Regions from separate parts of the Homo sapiens genome. Here regions 2, 3 and 4 are each linked to region 1. The links are chromatin contacts, found by Hi-C or POLR2A ChIA-PET in ENCODE. All regions are on one chromosome and are shown on one strand. The core of a region is the stretch at or near the end of the contact, and the rest is flanking DNA. Distances in the headings are between cores, read along the strand shown.

Region 1 (3,925 bases), core at 777-3,276:
GTTCCATTTCTTCCACAGCCCGGAAGACAGAGGTGGACCCCATTGTCACACATGGCGGGGGCGGGGAGCTGACCACATTTAGCCAGACTCTGAGAACGCATGTGTGTATATATATTGGGTGTGTGTGTGCACACGCCCACCATTCTTAAAAAGCAAATAAGGTTTCTTCCCCCTACTGGGGTCTCTCCATTGTGAGAGATTTGCTTTATTCCATCTATGCTTTTCAATCAATCAAAGGGCAGCTCACACAGCACACAGCGGGAATACAATCTCCCTCCCGGGGTGTCTGCGCTTCTCCCCAGCCTAGCCAGAGACCTTTGCAGGAGCTGAAAAAAGTTTGGAAATAGCGGAGTCAGGGTGCTGAAAAAGCCCTTTCATTCAGCCCCTATCTTCAGGATTTACAAAAACAACCCAAATTCTGAGCCTAGCACTGAGGCCTCCTTGTTCAAAAGAATGTTTGCTCCTCTTCCATCATGTTCTGTAAGGCTCCTAACATATTTTTTCCACTGGTGGGTCTGTGGGATACTCTGAACACATGATCTTGGACAGAGGGTACAAGCTTATTCAGTTTTGTGGGAAAATGATATGATCATGTTGCCTAGAAAGCTACCTCAAAGTGACAGCACCAGAAACACAGGAGCTTGTACATATATATTCAATTCCGAATTTGATTTGGATCTCATGTTCTTCTCCCTATGACAACTGAGACCCTAAATTAGTTGCTCTTAGACCCCAAGAAGGGAACTATGGAAAAGCCTCTTAGAACCCCAGCCACTTCCTACCTCCTCCAGAAAAAGTTAAAATGAGCAGCCTGTGAAATTCCAGCCAGAGAGAACAAGAATGAAAATGCTTTCGGGAAATAGGACCTTAAAGCACGGGCGTCTGGGGAGTGATTCTACAATCGGAGCAGGCTTGGGCTCTGGGGGACGCTGGCAGACCCACGAATGCCTTGCCTTCTCCGGTGGGCAGTGCCGCCACGGTCGTGAGGGAGGGGAGCCTCCTCTTTTGGAGGACTATATCCCTCGTGCTTCCCCCTTCTAGTTCTCTTTCTCAGACACACACCACGAAAGGCATGTGACAGGTGTTCGCCAGCCGGAGGCACCGGGGAAGGCAGCCCCATGTGCCCAGGGAGGGTAGGGAGGTGAGAGGGGACCCAAGTCCTGTGTCTCCAAGTCCTGTCTGCTTGCTGCTAAGCAGGCACTGAGGCTGTGAATAAGGTCTTACCTTTTAAGGAGGATCTGACCCCCGTACCTTCCCTAGACAAGCAACATACGCGGCGATGCTTTAAGCCGCTTTCTGCCTGAAATCTCGGCGCATTCCCGGGGAAGCAGTGCCACGCTTCAGAAAGGCGTTTGTGCTGCCTCTTACTGGGGAAACGCAGTGTCTGTTTCATATGCGCCGCCCTACAGAACTGCAGCCCCAACCGCCTATCTGGCCTCCTCCCCGGGCGCTGGGCCACCACTCTCTCCAAATATGCGTCCGAATATCTGTGGGTCTGTCTCCCGTTGAAATCCCAGGGTGTCCAAAGGCCACGGGGCCGCGATGACACTGGGTAGGTCTCCGGAAACCTCTCAGGACTTCTCCCATTTTAAAGCCCAGCTAGGGACGAAAGGGGCTGGGAGCTGAAAAATTGCTCCCTCAACCTCCCCGGGTGGGAGGCAGAGCCGGGAATACACAGAATCCCACCCCGAAAGTCCCGGGAAAGAGAAGTCTGAGTCCAGGAGCGTGAGAGGAGAACACACCCGGGAAATCCCTGCTCCGGCCGCTGCACCTCCGCGGGCGTCCAGGTGGGACGTGGGCAGGTGCGCGAGCGCCGTGTGTGCCGGTGTGGATCTGTGTGTGTGCCTGCGTGTGTGCGTGTGCGTGTGCCGCGGGCTGGCTCCGGGACACTGAGGACTCCCGGGTCGGCCCAGGTCTGTCCGACCTTGCTGCCCTCGCCGCCCGCCCGGCCCCACTCCCCGGCGGGCCGGCTCCTTACCTGGACGCGCCGCGTTTCCCTCCTTCAGCGGGAGCGCCGCATTGACACTGCAGATGGAGCCTATGCCGCTGCCTCTCGCCCTCCTCTGAACGTGTGCGTGTGCGCGCGTGTGGCTGCCTCCTCCAGCCCCAGCCCCGAACGCAAATACTCCACCGAGGCACAGGGAAGCCGGGAGCAGCCGAGGAACGCGGAGGGCGCCGAATCAGAGCCTGCGGGGCTTGACAGCTTCTCTTGCGGCGTCCAAGGTGGGCGTAATGTCCAACAAAAAGGTCGGAAAATGGGGATCGATTCCGAACACCCCTTTCCTCCACCCAGCCCCGGAGCCCGAGCAGCGGCGGCGGCTCTCGGGGGCTGCGGTGGCGACGCCGGGCTGCCCCCCTTCGTCCCCACCCCCGCGGGCTGAATGTCCTTGATGCCAAGCGGGCACAGCGGCGTCACTCCGCGCCGCCCATGCTCGCCCGGTCGGGCCGCTGCCCGGGCGCGGCGAGTGCGCGGGGGACCCGCCGGGGAGCGCTCTCGGCGCCTCTGCGCGCCTCTCTGGGTAGCGGCGGCCGCCCCCCGGCAGCCCGCGGCCGGCCGCGCCGCGGCAGCCCCCACCCTTGCCGAGACACTCGCCGGGCAGTGCCCTGGGGCCGGGGCTGGGGGGCCGCGGGAGCCGCCGGCTGCTCCCCGGGGAGGCGCGGGGCTGCGGCGGTGGTGGCTGCGGCGGCTGGCGCTGCGGCGGCGGAGAGCTCGGCCGCGGGCCGAGCCGGGCCTCCCGGGCGCGCCCCCGGCCCCCCGGGCGGGCTGCTCGCAAAGTTTGCAGGGGGCAGGGAGCGGGGCCGCCGCTGGCTCGGCCGCCGCCGGAGCTCCCGGGCTGCCTGCTGCCGCCGCGGCTCGCTGCTGCTGTGCATTGAAGCCCGGCCAAGCGCTGCAAAAACTCCAGCTGCCTGGCGCTCTCTGGGTCCTCCTCTCCTCCCTCCCGCCCTCCCTGCTTCCCTTCCTCCCTCCCTCGCCTCGCCTCCTCTCCTCCCTGCCGCCCGCCGCCCGCCGCCGCTCCCTCTCTGGCTCGCTCTCGCTGGCTCGGAGCTCGCGGCTGACATCTAGAGCGAGGGAGAGCGGCCGGCAGAGGGGGCAGGGGGCGCCTCCCTACATGCTCCCACCCGCCGCCGCCCGGCTTGCCGGCTCTCCTCCGCACCAACGTTTGCCGACACCCCCCTGGGTCCCCTCGGCCCGCACGGAGCTACCCTGGCGGTGGCGATGTGGGGCGGAGAGAGGGGCATACATGGGTGACCGGAGCGCACGGCGCGCGCTCAGAGGGAGGCGCTCAGCCGCCTCGGAATTTGCAGCTCTGGGCGCTGGCCGTCGGAGGGACCCTCAGGTGCTCAGAGCTGACACAAGCGCACACTGACTCTGAGGCATACACCCATTGCTAGTCAGAACCCCTCCCAACACCCCACCAAGTCACCCCCACATGGCACCCAAGGAGGCCGAGGACACTGAGGGCACAAGGCCCGCACGAGAGAACATGAGTGGCCAGTGCCCCAGAGCTGGCTTGGTAACCTGACTTTTCCATTCATGTTTATACTGAGCGGCTCTCCTGGCTCCTCTCTTCTCTGAAACCCTAGATCCTAGACTACATCCAGAACAGACCATGCCAACATCAGGGTGGTTTCTGAAGCCCAAAGAAAGAAATCACCATGTAGCTCTGGTTTAGGCAGTGAAGATGGGGAGTGGGTGGCACTACCTCCCAAACCTCTGCCTAGATCCCCCTAGGAATGGGCCCACCCACCAAGAGAAACCGAAGGGATTCCCACACCTGTTAACTCAACTCTGTGCATGCCACCCTCATCCTCATACCCGCTCCCACCATAGTCTGAGGGAAGTGGCACCTTCAGCAGAGTCCAGTAAGCATTCCCTGGGATAGGCAACCAGCAAGGACGACCCTCTAAAGGAGCCCATGGCTCT
Region 2 (3,925 bases), core at 363-2,862, 510 kb before region 1:
CCTCTCTGGAGGCCCAGGCTGGCTGGTTAAAGACATTCTGACCTCCCAACATTAGAGCAACACATCAGAAGGCATTCGAGGCTGTGGGGCTTCTAGAGCCAGAATTCTCAGGTCATCGCCCTCAGCACCAGTGCTGTAGGGTTCCACCTGCCTGCAGCTTGGGGAAGAAGAAAGGCTGGCTGCCCAGAGTCACGGCCTAGCTTGGCTGGGAGGAAGATAGAGGAGCTGTCTCCTCTTCCTCACTTGTCTTCCCTGTGCCTGCTCCTGGTCCAGCTGGGTGAGATGGAAACTATCTCACATGGAGAGATGTTAAGGCAATTCTGGCAAAGCAAGCGCTAATAAAGTGCTGGGAACTTCCCCATCTCTGCCTCTTGAGGGAACTGAGCATGCTCTGAAGGGCATGGCCAGGTTTGCCTTTGGTGGAGGAACCAGAGGCTTGGTTTGGTCTTGGGGCAGGCTGGGCAAAATCGCTGAGTATGAGTGTTTCCTCCTGAGCATCCTCGGGGAGGGGAGCCCCTCCCTTCTCTACATCCTCCCCCACTGGCTCCTTCATTTCCGGGCACTTTGCCTTCTTATTTCTGTTCTCTCCTCTGAACCAGAGAAAGAAAGATGATTAAACGCTTCTGCTATGTGGATGCCCATGACTCACTGGCAGGAATGGCCTCTCCAGGCAGGCTGTGCTTTCTGTCTCCTTCCCTCATTTCACCCTCCACTTTCCCCTCCCCTGCCTTGCCCCTTGCATCAAAATGAAGTCATGTAAGACCAATTCAAATTGATTTCTCTTTTCCTTCTATTAGAATATCAGCTCCATAAAATCAGGATAAGAATTTGTGGTCTGGAGTCTGAAGACAGGGATTGGAGTCCTGGCTTTTCTGCCCACTAGGTGTGGTTTTGAGTGGTTATTTACCTTCCATAAGTCTTTGTTTATTTGGTCATAAAATAGGGAAAATGATAGAGCCAGCCTTTCAGGGTTATTGTGGGGATCAGCGGAAATAATATTAAGTGTGAACTGGTATTGTCTGTAACACATAGTGCATGCCATGAGCCAGGCACCATGGGGATCAGACTGGAATTCGCTCCAGTGTGTAACAGGCAGATCCAGTGACAAAGAAGGAGAGAAATAAGCCAGCCTTGGTACCATCAAAGGAGCACCCAGCCTTCCCCCTGTGCCCCACTGAGCAAATGGCTAATACCACATAGCACAGGCCAGGGGGACAGATGCCTTTGTATGGAAGAGCTAGTACTGGTAGCCAGGGACCTGGCCACACGGGGAGGCACAATTGAATTTTTCCCTTCCATCTGACAGTTCAGGACTGGATGTTACTTTCCAAATGAAAGCGGTTCTGGAAGGTCGTTGGGAACAGTGAATTGTGATTATGCTGGCACATTTTTAATTCTGTCTCATTACAGCTGCTGTTAAGGCTGCATTATAATAATTGCTTTAGTTCTGCTTTGGTATTTGCAGGCTCCTTTAATGTAGCTGTAATCTATGTGTATATTAAAGTAAGCAGAGCCAAAGAGCAGGGGCAGCCTTATTAGACTGGAGAAATGCATGTTGGGGGTGGCGGTGAAGCAGACAGGCAGACGGGAGCAGGGTCCTGGCGGGGGAACCTCGGGACAGCATGCGGAGTGGAAGTTCTGGCCTCAGGCCCAATGCAGACTCACGCTGTGACTTTGAGCAAGTTGAAGCTGCCTGTCTCAGCTCTCCCATCCATTATATGAGTTACAAAGTCTGTCTTGGAGGTGCTTAAAAGTTCTTAGGAGAAAAACCGTTACTGGCAAAGAGCCCAGGGAGATGGCTGCATTGGGCCCTCAGAGCAGCCAGAGTGGAGCCCAGCAGGAGCCTCCTCGGCCGCCCACGGTGGAGCAGCCAGGCGACCCCTCGGCAAGGGACAGTCATCAAATAAATGGCATGCAGACACCCCCAATTCCCAGGGAAAATTTGGCTCTGGTCTTCCTGCGATCACTCCCTGTTCTGGTTTCTTCTTTAAAATTCGGTTTGTTTGAACTGTTGCCACTCCCTGCACGGTCCTGTACACACAGCATTTCAGCCACTTGATGGAGGTCTTACTGCTGTCCTTGAATACTATGGCTCTCCTTTTTCCCCTTCAAGGGCAGTGGGTGTCAGTTTCAAGGACAGAATGCAAGGGCTGTCCTGGACCAGACCACTCACCAAGTACTCACTATGAACGGCATTCACCTCCTAGCTGTTATTTTGGGATAGGAATTCATATTGTGCTCACACCAGTCATATGAGCTAAGTAGCAGTATCATCTCCTTTATTTTATTTTAGTTTTTGAGACAAAGTCTTGCTCTGTCACTCAAGCTGGAGTGCAGTGGCGTGATCTCAGCTCACTGCAACCTCCACCTCCCAGGTTCAAGCAATTCTCCTGCCTCATCCTCCCAAATAGCTGGGACTGACTATAGCTGCACCACTACACCTGGCTAATTTTTTTTGGTCTTTTTAGTAGATACAGGGTTTCACTATGTTGGCCAGGCTGGTCTTGAACTCCAGGCCTCAAGGGATCTGCCAGCCTTGGCTTCCCAAAGTGCTAGGATTACAGGTGTGAACCACTGTGCCTGGCCTCATGTTCTTTATAGATGAGTGAACTGAGGCCAGTGAAGTCCCACATACCTAGTGAGTGGCAGAGCTAGACATGGAGCCCAGACCATGCAGAGGCTGACCCACGATTTTAGCACTACCTCAGGCTGCCTCCCCCTCGTCCTCTCTCCCTCCTCAAGAATCATCCATTTTTCTGTGCTGATTCAGAGCTCGCCACTGAATTCAGATTGGTCTGGGGATCAGTGGAAGGATCAGAAGGTTCTCTCAGGACCAGAGACACAGGCCTGGGTAGATGCATGGGAAGAGACCACGGCCAAAGTGTGGACAAGGGCAAATCAGAGCCATTGAACAAAACGTGTCTTTGGCTCCTCAGCTCTCCCAAATGATGCCTTTGCCTTGTAACAGTGGGTGTTGCAAAGGGAGTGAGAATGAGGCAGAACTCTTGGTGTTCCTATGCACCTGTACCCCCCACCTTGTACGTGGGCCATGAAACACCCAGATATTCCCAGAAGGATTCCTGTTTTGCCTCTTCCCATTTCTAAAGACTTCTACATGAAGAAGATTTCAGACTTTCTCAGCACCTTGCCCTATTGCTTCTGCAGGGAGAATACTCTTCATCGTATGCAACTGAAATGCAGCCTGCTACAGCTCAAAATCTACCAGGTTCATTGAATCCCAATGTTTAAGGGAACTTAAACATTCCTCCCACTGCAGAAATTCCTTTCAAGCACCTCTGATTGTTGCCCCATAGCCTTGGGTCTAAGATGCAGGAAGATGGGTGCCAACCCACCCCCTTCCTTCTCACCAGATAGCCTGTTTCATTTCTTGAATAGTTCTAATAATTAAAACGTTCTTCTTTACTTTGGATCAATGTCTCCCTCCTGATACCTTCCACCAATTAATCCTAGTTTGATCTCCTGGAATTAATCCATTCCGTTTTTCAAGTGATAGTATTCTGAATTTATGAAGGCAGAAGTTCCTCTGGAGTCTTCTTTATCCTTCAGCATCCTTCAGTTCTTTTTCTGTTACTTCTATTCAGATATTCCTCAAAGAGAAAAAACATATCAAAAGGTCCTAGATTGTCTCCAGCATAAATTAGTCTCATGCAAATGTTTCCTCTTCTTCATCTACTGTATTCCAGTCCAAATGTTTGGGTAACTACCAATACTACATATTCTCCTGAGAGCTGAGAAATATTAAGAAAATAAGATGTGGTCTCTGCTCTTGGTTGTATAACAGTAGCATTAACAACTAAATTCTGACTGTGGACAAACTGCCTCCTCCTTCCTATAGTACTTTATGGTTGGAATGGTAAATGCACTTATGTGCAAAGTGTCCTGTTTTGACTGTAAGGAGAACTGT
Region 3 (3,925 bases), core at 505-3,004, 430 kb before region 1:
AGGTCTTCTCTCACTAGGAGTTAATATGGGAGCAAACCCCATGCTTTGGTTCTGTGGTCTCAACCTTGGTTCCTACCTGGTTTTTCATATTCAGCAGGGATAGTCTCTTCTCCCGGTGAAGAGGATGAGGAGCCAGAGTATACTACATTGAATACAGTTTTGGTACCAAAGCCTGACTTCTGCCTTCATCTGTGCATTGCTTTGGGGCCCAGGGCTAGGTGCCAGGGTGCTTCGCTGAGCCCTAATGCTTTGCCCATCCTAGCAGTTGTTGGTGCGGGCAACAGGCCCACACTGCCTCAGAAGAATGATCTGGGGAAGAAGATCTGGAAAAGCTACAGGGAGGCAGTTCTGGAAGCAATGGGACAAAGGATAAGCCAGCTTTGCCTCAGGTAGAGCTCTCAACCAGAGACCACCTTGGCTCTGCATCTCATCAATAATTATTGAGACCCAGCTTTATGCAAGCTTCCGTACTAAGTGCTGAATACTGATGTGCGATCTTGAAATTTCAACCTGAAATACAAATTACTCACAAGTGAAAGGAAGGATGATCCATGTTAAAAGGAGAGAGGGGATCATAGGGGAGAACACCTAGAGTGTCAATTAGTACTTGGAGAATCCTGTTGTCTCAAAGGAAGACATAGTGGTTAAGGGCAGGTCTCTTCACCACACAGAGCTTGGAAAAGAGAAGAGAGCAATTGCTTGAATAGAATAGGAATGCCCTTTGTTCACCTGGCTGGTTCCTAAGTGTGTTTCAAAACTGCTTGCAAGTCACTGTTAGACATTGCCCTTCTAAGATCTGGTTGCACACGACACATCCTCCATCTTCCATAGCATTTGTCCCACACCAGCAGACTTCCTTGCCTCTCACCCTCATCTGTCAGTTCATTGAGGGCAGGGGCCATGTCTGATTAGCCCCGTGTCTAGCATAATCACAGGCACCCAGGAGGTACTTGGATGGGAGAGTGTCCTGGCCGTGACATTTGGCATATTTTTCTTGCTTCTTCAGCTGGTTCAATAAATGTTTGTTAACTGACTAAGTGATAGGAAAGAAAGATGCACAGACAGATTTGACTAGAGGGAAGTAAGAGAGGGAGTGAGCACAAAAATCTAGGAAGAGTGGATGGGGAGGACCAGAGAATGTGCCTGCTCAGAGTCCCTGCTGATGAAAACAGGCTCTGGCCAGCCCTTCTCCTGGAGGCCCAGAGTCCCACCACCATTAACTTGAGGCTGGGTGGGCTCAGGGCTCCCGATGTGCCCCCTGCCCTCCCTTCACTCACCAATTGCTCTTCCAGGTATGGCGGACGTGCGGGTCATGAATGCCATGTTTATCAGCCTGCTCATCCAGGAAGTCAAACATGTACTTGATGGCCAGGGGCAGGGCAGAGCCACGGTGTGCCGTGCTGAAGATGGTCTCAAAGAGGTCATCCACAAACTTCTGCAGTGTGCCCTGGAGAGGCAGGATACGTCCAGACACAGCTCGACTCACGTAGTTCTGAGGATGGCTTTTAAAACCTGCCTCACAGACCTAGGCAGGGGAGGATGGTATACAGCCCACCCTACTTGGGTAAAATTGGGTAAGTCCATGCATTAAATCATTTTTTCCCATTTCATCTGTCTCTAACAGCTTTAAATTTCCCCTGCACATGGAAAAGAGATATAACACTGATGACTGGACCTACGTAAGGCTTCCTCTGCCAACAACACGGTTTGGTTGAACACCCTCTGGCGGTGTTATTTTAGCACTTTTCACAAATGCTAATGAACACTCACTTGGTCAGAGCAGACAAACACAATCTGCTGGCTTTGTTTGGGCATTACTCACACTGGCTAATGAACAGTGACTCACTTGGCTCTGCAGAGAGCAGAGCTGAGCCCAGTCTCAGGAGTGAAAGACTAGCACTGCAGGCAAGCAACGTCCCCAGAACCAGGATTAGAAATGGTGCCGGAGGCCAGACACGGTGGCTCATGCCTGTAATCCCAACTTCTGGGAGGCTGAGGCGGACGGATCATTTGAGGCCAGGAGTTTAAGACCAGCCTGGCCAACATGGTGAAACCCCACCTCTACTAAAAATACAAAAAAAAAAAAAAAAAAAAATTAGCCAGGCGTGGTGGTGCATGCTTGTAGTTTCAGCTACTTGGGAGGCAGGAGGATTGTTTGAACCTGGGAGGAGGAGGTTGCAGTGAGCAGAGATTGCACCACTGCACTTCAGCCTGGGTGACAGAACAAGACTCTGTCTCAAAAAAAAAAAAAAAAAAAAAAAAGAAAAGATATGGTGCCTGGGAAGTCGTGATGGAGCCCCGACTTCCCCAACTTGAGATTGTAGATGATACCACAGAGAAGAAATCATTCTTTTATAAGGCATGGCAGAAGAATGTGAAAAGAGGCAGTTAGAGTCTCAGTATTTCAGAAGGGCATGGAGAAGGGGTAGAAACAAATCTTCAGATTGCATGCCAACACTGATGTATTGGCAGGGTTTGCCTGGAGTTCTGGATTGAGAAGGATTCTGAGGTTCGGTACGGGGAATGGTCAGCAGTGCCTCCTGGGGTGGGTAATAGAGTGGGCACCAGCATGAATGCTGGGTACTGGCTACTCTGGCATTTCTGTGGGCTGATGAAGTCCCTCTCCATAGCCTCTGGGCTCCCTGCACCCAGTTCTCAAGTCTGATACCTTAGTGGCCAGGAGTCGGGTCAGGTAGATTTCAGACACCATCTTGCTCCCCCGGTCCCCCTCCTTCTGGTCTCCGTGCTCGTGGTTCTTCACTAGGTGCCACATCTTGACTCCACTCTCCAGGTCAGGAGTGATCATAGGTGTCCGTGAGCGGAGGCTGTCGGGGCTGCCCGTGTACCGGATCATGTTTTCTGCCAAGGCAAGGATCACCCCCCGACATATGTGAGGCCACACAGCCTTAGCCCATCACTTACCATGCATCCCTTGCTCCGGCAGAAGCCAACGACTGTCTGATCATTCCTGCCATTGGTCGGTGCTGTCACCTTGCCTTGGTTTGGTGCATTCCCTGAAACTGGGATGCCTTTCTCACCACCTCCAGGAAACTATCTGTGGCTAATTCTACCCACTCAGATCTCCCCCTTCTTCCTGTACTCTGCATCGTGTCAACCCTTAATTATTCAATTTGTAAAAATATAAGCCTGTACTTTTTTAATGCTTTTCCTTGTAAGAGTTCTCAAGTCACGTCTCAGGATGTGTTCTGTGCAGCCAATTAAGTACATACTTAAGAGCAGGTAGCCTGTCTCCCTCAATAACCGCTGATCGGATGAGTAATCACTGGGTAACCTGCTCACCTTCGTCTGTCCTCCCCTCTGGCCTGCGCCAATTATTCCTGTTTATTTGCTGAAATTCCTGCCAGTGTTTGTGAAGTGTTGTGAAATGAGTACTGAGCAGGAAAAAGAAATGGCGGTCCTACTGTGTGCAGGCACTATTCTCTGTATTCATCTATTGATTATCTAGAATGATCCTGTTCAGTCGGTAGATTTTTCAGTCTCTTCTTCTGGTAAATAAATAAATAACCAAGGCTCATAGTGGTCAGATGACTAGCCCCAAAGCACACAGATAGGGCAGAACAGGGCTTCTTCTGGCTTCTACCCCACCTCCAGCACCCTCTCCTCACCACTGCAGAGCCTCGCACCTGGTCTGTACCTGCACTCCACTGCAAAATAACAGTGGCTCTTACAAATCATTTAGCCTCTGTGCACCTGAGTTATAATGTACTAATCTGCATAATAGGGGGAAATAATAATTATTTAATTCACTAGATTGTTATGAACATGATGTGAGATAATAGCTATCACACAGCCTGGAAGACATTCATGAAAGTTGGCTTTACTTCTTTTGCTCGTGGATGAAGGTCTTGCTTATGCATCAGAGTGCCCGACTGAAACCAGGGTCCTCTTCCCCCACCTGGCTCTC
Region 4 (3,925 bases), core at 749-3,248, 320 kb before region 1:
GATATTTATGCTATGTGTTTGCCAGTTACATCCAATTTGAAGAAAAATAATAAGAATAACATCATTAAATATAATCAGACATGACTTATGAAAGGGTTTGATGCAACATTAAACTGTGTTTACTGGTACTGTTGCCCTAATTTATTGCTTGTGTGCCACGGTAATCTAATCATAATTACAAAAACAAATAGCTAGGAGCATTCTTTACATCTCTTGGTGACTTAGCTTCTAAAGAGGTCCCTCCTCCATCCCTAGCAGACAGTATTGAGCCACTTCAGGGTTTAGAGTTCTTAGGATACCCTAAATGAATAGCACAGAAAGCTTGGATGGACCCTCCATCTACAGAGAGTCTGCAGGCTCAGACTTATTTCTCAGTACAGCTGGGAATATCACTCAGAGATCATGGCTTAGAAAACCAGCCCATCTAGCTGGGTGTGGTGGCACGCACCTGTAATCCCAGCTACTTGGGAGGCTGAGGCAGGATAATCACTTGAACCCAGGAGACAGAGGTTGCAGTGAGCCAAGATGGTGTCACTGCACTCCAGCCTGGGCAACAAGAGCAAAACTCCAACTCAAAAAAAAAAAAAAAAAAAAAAAAAAAAAAAAAAAAAGAAAAAAGGAAAAAAGAAAAGCAAAAGAAAACCAGCCCATGGTATTCCCTTCAAACCTCCAGGGCTCGGTACCTGTGGGATAAGGTGTGCATTCCCAAGGCCCTCCAGCCAGACTGGACTCACTGAAGCCTTTGTGCATCTTGGTTCTTCTATAGTGAGGGGCGGTCCATCCACTACCCACCAAATGAGACCTGCACACAGATGTTTATAGCAATGTTATTCATAATTGCCAACACTTGGAAGCGAACAAGGTGCCCTTCAGTAGGCGATGGATAAATAAATGGTGTGGTACATCCAGACAATGGAATATTATTCAGTTCTAAGAAGGAATGAGCTATCAAGCCATGAGGAGATATGGAGGAACCTAAAATGCATATTATTAAATGAAAGAAGCCAATCTGAAAAGCCTACATTGTGTGATTCCAACTATATGACCTGGAAAAGGCAAAAACTATGGAGACACTAGAAAGACCTGTGGTTCAATGAGATATAATCTCATACCTGTCAGAAAGGCTATTATTAAAAAGACAAAAAATAACAGATGGAGAGGTTGTGGAGGAAAAAGGACACTGATGCACTATCGGTGGGAGTGTAAATTAGTTCAGCCCCTGTGGAAACCAGTTTGGAGAGTTCTCAAAGAACTTAAAACAGAACTGCCATTCAACCTAGCAATCCCATTACTAGGTATCAACCCAAAGAAAAATAAATTGTTCTACCAAAAAGACCTGCACTCGTATGTTTATCGAAGTACTGCTCACAATAGCAAAGACATGGAGTCAACCTGGATGCCCATCAATGGAAGACTGGATAAAGAAAATGTGGTATATAGATACCGTGGAGTACTATGTACTCATAATAAAGAATGAGATCATGCTTTTTACAGCCACGTGGATGCAACTGGAGGCCGTTATCCTAAGCAAATTAATGCAGGAACAGAGAATGAAATACTGTATGTTCCCACTAATAGGTGAGAACTAAACAGTGAGTACACATGGGAACATAAAGATAAAGACGGGAACAACAGACGCCAGGGAGTACTAGAGTGGGGAGGATGAAAGGGGGCTGAGGGTTGAAAAACTGTCTATCTGGTACTATGCTCACTACCTGGGTGGTGGGATCATTTGTACACCAAACTTCAGCGACACGCGATTTACCCATGCAACAAACTTGCACATACATGTGTTGAACCTAAAATAAAAATTAAAAAAAAAAAAAGGATCTGTGGTTTTCAGGGGTTGGACGGGGTTGTGGGAGTGGAGAGGGATGAATGGGCAGAGCACAGAGAATTTTTAGGGCAGTGAAACTCCTCTGTATGATATCATAATGGTGGATACCTGTCATTACACATTTGTCCAAACCCATAGGATGTACAACCCCAGAGTGAGCCCTACCAAAGACTGTGGACTCTGGATGATAATGATATGTCAATGTAGGTTCATTGATTGTAACAAAGGGACCACTCTGGTTGGGAATGTTGATAGTGGTGGACAGTGGGAGGAGGCAGGGGGTTTATAGGACCTCTTTCTGCTCAAATTTGCTGTGAACCTAAAACTGCTCTAAAAAATAGTCTATTCAAAAATAGTAAGTTAGAAAACAGGCAGTATACTACTGTTTTATCATTCCTTTAATGAATACACCTACATTCAAATGTCCTTCCTTGCTCTCACACGGCCAAATCTGACATGCCCAGGGGACATGGAAGAAGGGGAAGGAGCAGAACTGCCACCAGTACTGGGGCTGCTGCAAAGGCTGAGGGACCCAATGTGGAGAGCCAAGGTTGGGAAGGATGCAGAGTCCTGCGGCTGCGATGCCTGCAGTGGGCTGGAACAGAAAAAGGCTACTCAGTAAAATTTGGCAACGGACACGAACTCACTTTCTCTCTCCTAGCTGTGCTTTTCCTGCAGGGACTGAACAAGGGCAGTGTGTGCACATGTGGGAGTGCCAGAAGCACCAGCGCAATCCAGATGTGCCCAGGCCCATCTGTGCGTGAAAATGCAGACACACCACACTATTTATCAATTAGTGTCTGCTGCTGCCAGTGTCACCAGTTCTCTGCCTGATGAATGATGCTAGGCTGGACAAGCCACACCCCAAGGTATTTCCACTGTCTGCAGCAAAGCCCACCAGGGGCTGTCAATAAACATCCCCAGCATAGCCCCCAGGCACTGAATGATGGGAGTGGGTCAGATGGGCACAGCCCTTCAGGACCCGGGCAGCTGCCGGCCAGCCTCGAGCAGTCCACTAAAAGAAACAGTTCCAGATGGTGCCTCCGAGCACATCCTCTGGGTAGCAGCCACTCTGCCCTAGTGCACAAGACATGGCTAGATTTCAGCCCCTACTCAGCCCCTTGGTGAGGAGTCCTTGTGCAGTGACCAACCTACACAACAGTATACTGTGGCTCTGTGAGCACCTACACACACAGTCCCAGGGAAATGAGTGTATCTCAGAGATCCAGGAGACCCAAAACCAATCTCAGCTCTGCCTTACTTCACCAGCAGAGGTTGACCAAATAGATCAACCTCTCAGGGCTGCCGTTTTCTCAGCTGTAAAATGAGAGGCTCCTTCCTGCTCTAACAATCCAAGATATATGGGAAATTGAGAGTACATTTCCCTTCCTTTCCCCGGGTTGCCCCCCTTTCCCTTCTTGAACTTGACCCAGCCCTTCCAGACCAGGCTAAAACTGAAAATCAATTTTAATTATAAAAATCCGTTTACTGTATCAATAAATCATTCTGGCTCGGCTTGGTGGTGGGGAGAAGGTTACACCTGGAACCAAGCTCATAAGTCACTCTCTCCCTCTGCCTTGCCGCTCGGGGGCTGCCACCCCTCTGCTCCCTGCTCCAATATTCATCTCCGTCATTAGGCTGTGGATTATTAATGATGTCCTGGGCTGATGGATCGGAGCCCAGATGCTCTGAAACACATTGTGCTGGTTGTAACTTGATTTTCAGTGGACCCCTTGACAGCAAACCTTGATGGGCTTTTTCCCCTTTCCATGGAGGGGGTAAAGAGGGGAGTAGGACTGTCCTTCAAGGTGGTCCCATGGCTGCAGGTAGGAAAGAGTTGGTGGCACAGACAAATGGGGTGAGCCTGCCTCTCCCAGCCCACTTACTAGGAGACAGCACAGTGTTATGTACATGTCAGGTTCCCATGGCAATGAGACTTTTAAATTAATTAACTGATCAATTAATATTGTTGTTAGGCTTATTCCTTGCGTGCACTAAGGAGAGAGGCACCATCTGCTTTGGATGGCATTTCGGGGGAAGGGGGAGCTCCTCTGCTGGCTTAAGCTCAGTGGGGAGGCTGGGGAGGAA

The links. A loop is a pair of places that touch in the nucleus more often than their neighbours do. ChIA-PET counts read pairs that join two places held with the same protein, here RNA polymerase II (POLR2A). Pooled maps may share reads with other maps.
Region 2: a loop to region 1 is called in a map of cardiac septum, with 4 times the contacts of the local background. The contact joins the enhancer-like site here to the promoter of PLXNA4 in region 1. A Hi-C loop is called at or near these places in 2 of 168 maps with a recorded cell type or tissue (cardiac septum and endothelial cell of umbilical vein) and 4 of 50 pooled maps.
Region 3: a map of ascending aorta shows a loop between it and region 1 (3-fold over the local background). The contact joins the enhancer-like site here to the promoter of PLXNA4 in region 1. A Hi-C loop is called at or near these places in 3 of 168 maps with a recorded cell type or tissue (ascending aorta, endothelial cell of umbilical vein and heart left ventricle) and 6 of 50 pooled maps.
Region 4: a loop to region 1 is called in a pooled map, with 2.3 times the contacts of the local background. The contact joins the promoter of PLXNA4-AS2 here to the promoter of PLXNA4 in region 1. A Hi-C loop is called at or near these places in 1 of 168 maps with a recorded cell type or tissue (sigmoid colon) and 6 of 50 pooled maps. POLR2A ChIA-PET finds 5 or more read pairs at or near these places in 1 of 52 experiments (HEK293).

Annotation. Positions count from the first base shown.
Region 1 is chr7:132,574,444-132,578,368 of GRCh38, forward strand. PLXNA4 (plexin A4) reads right to left here and starts at 2,027. Exons shown (of 32, transcript NM_020911.2): 1 at 1,979-2,027. RefSeq lists enhancers at 511-1,488, 1,489-2,466.
Region 2 is chr7:132,065,244-132,069,168 of GRCh38, forward strand. No RefSeq gene overlaps it. Among named protein-coding and RNA genes, the nearest start is that of PLXNA4-AS2, 190 kb to the right of the region's middle. Within about 2 kb of position 1,613, at least 16 of the 41 ENCODE cell types and tissues checked have a DNase peak (open chromatin) inside an H3K27ac peak, as active enhancers do.
Region 3 is chr7:132,143,842-132,147,766 of GRCh38, forward strand. It overlaps PLXNA4 (plexin A4), which reads right to left. Exons shown (of 32, transcript NM_020911.2): 28 at 2,669-2,859; 29 at 1,278-1,447. Among named protein-coding and RNA genes, the nearest start is that of PLXNA4-AS2, 120 kb to the right of the region's middle. Within about 2 kb of position 1,755, at least 2 of the 41 ENCODE cell types and tissues checked have a DNase peak (open chromatin) inside an H3K27ac peak, as active enhancers do.
Region 4 is chr7:132,258,863-132,262,787 of GRCh38, forward strand. PLXNA4-AS2 (PLXNA4 antisense RNA 2) reads left to right here and starts at 1,999. Exons shown (of 3, transcript NR_134565.1): 1 at 1,999-2,040; 2 at 2,499-2,706. The region is part of intron 4 of PLXNA4 (plexin A4); the gene reads right to left.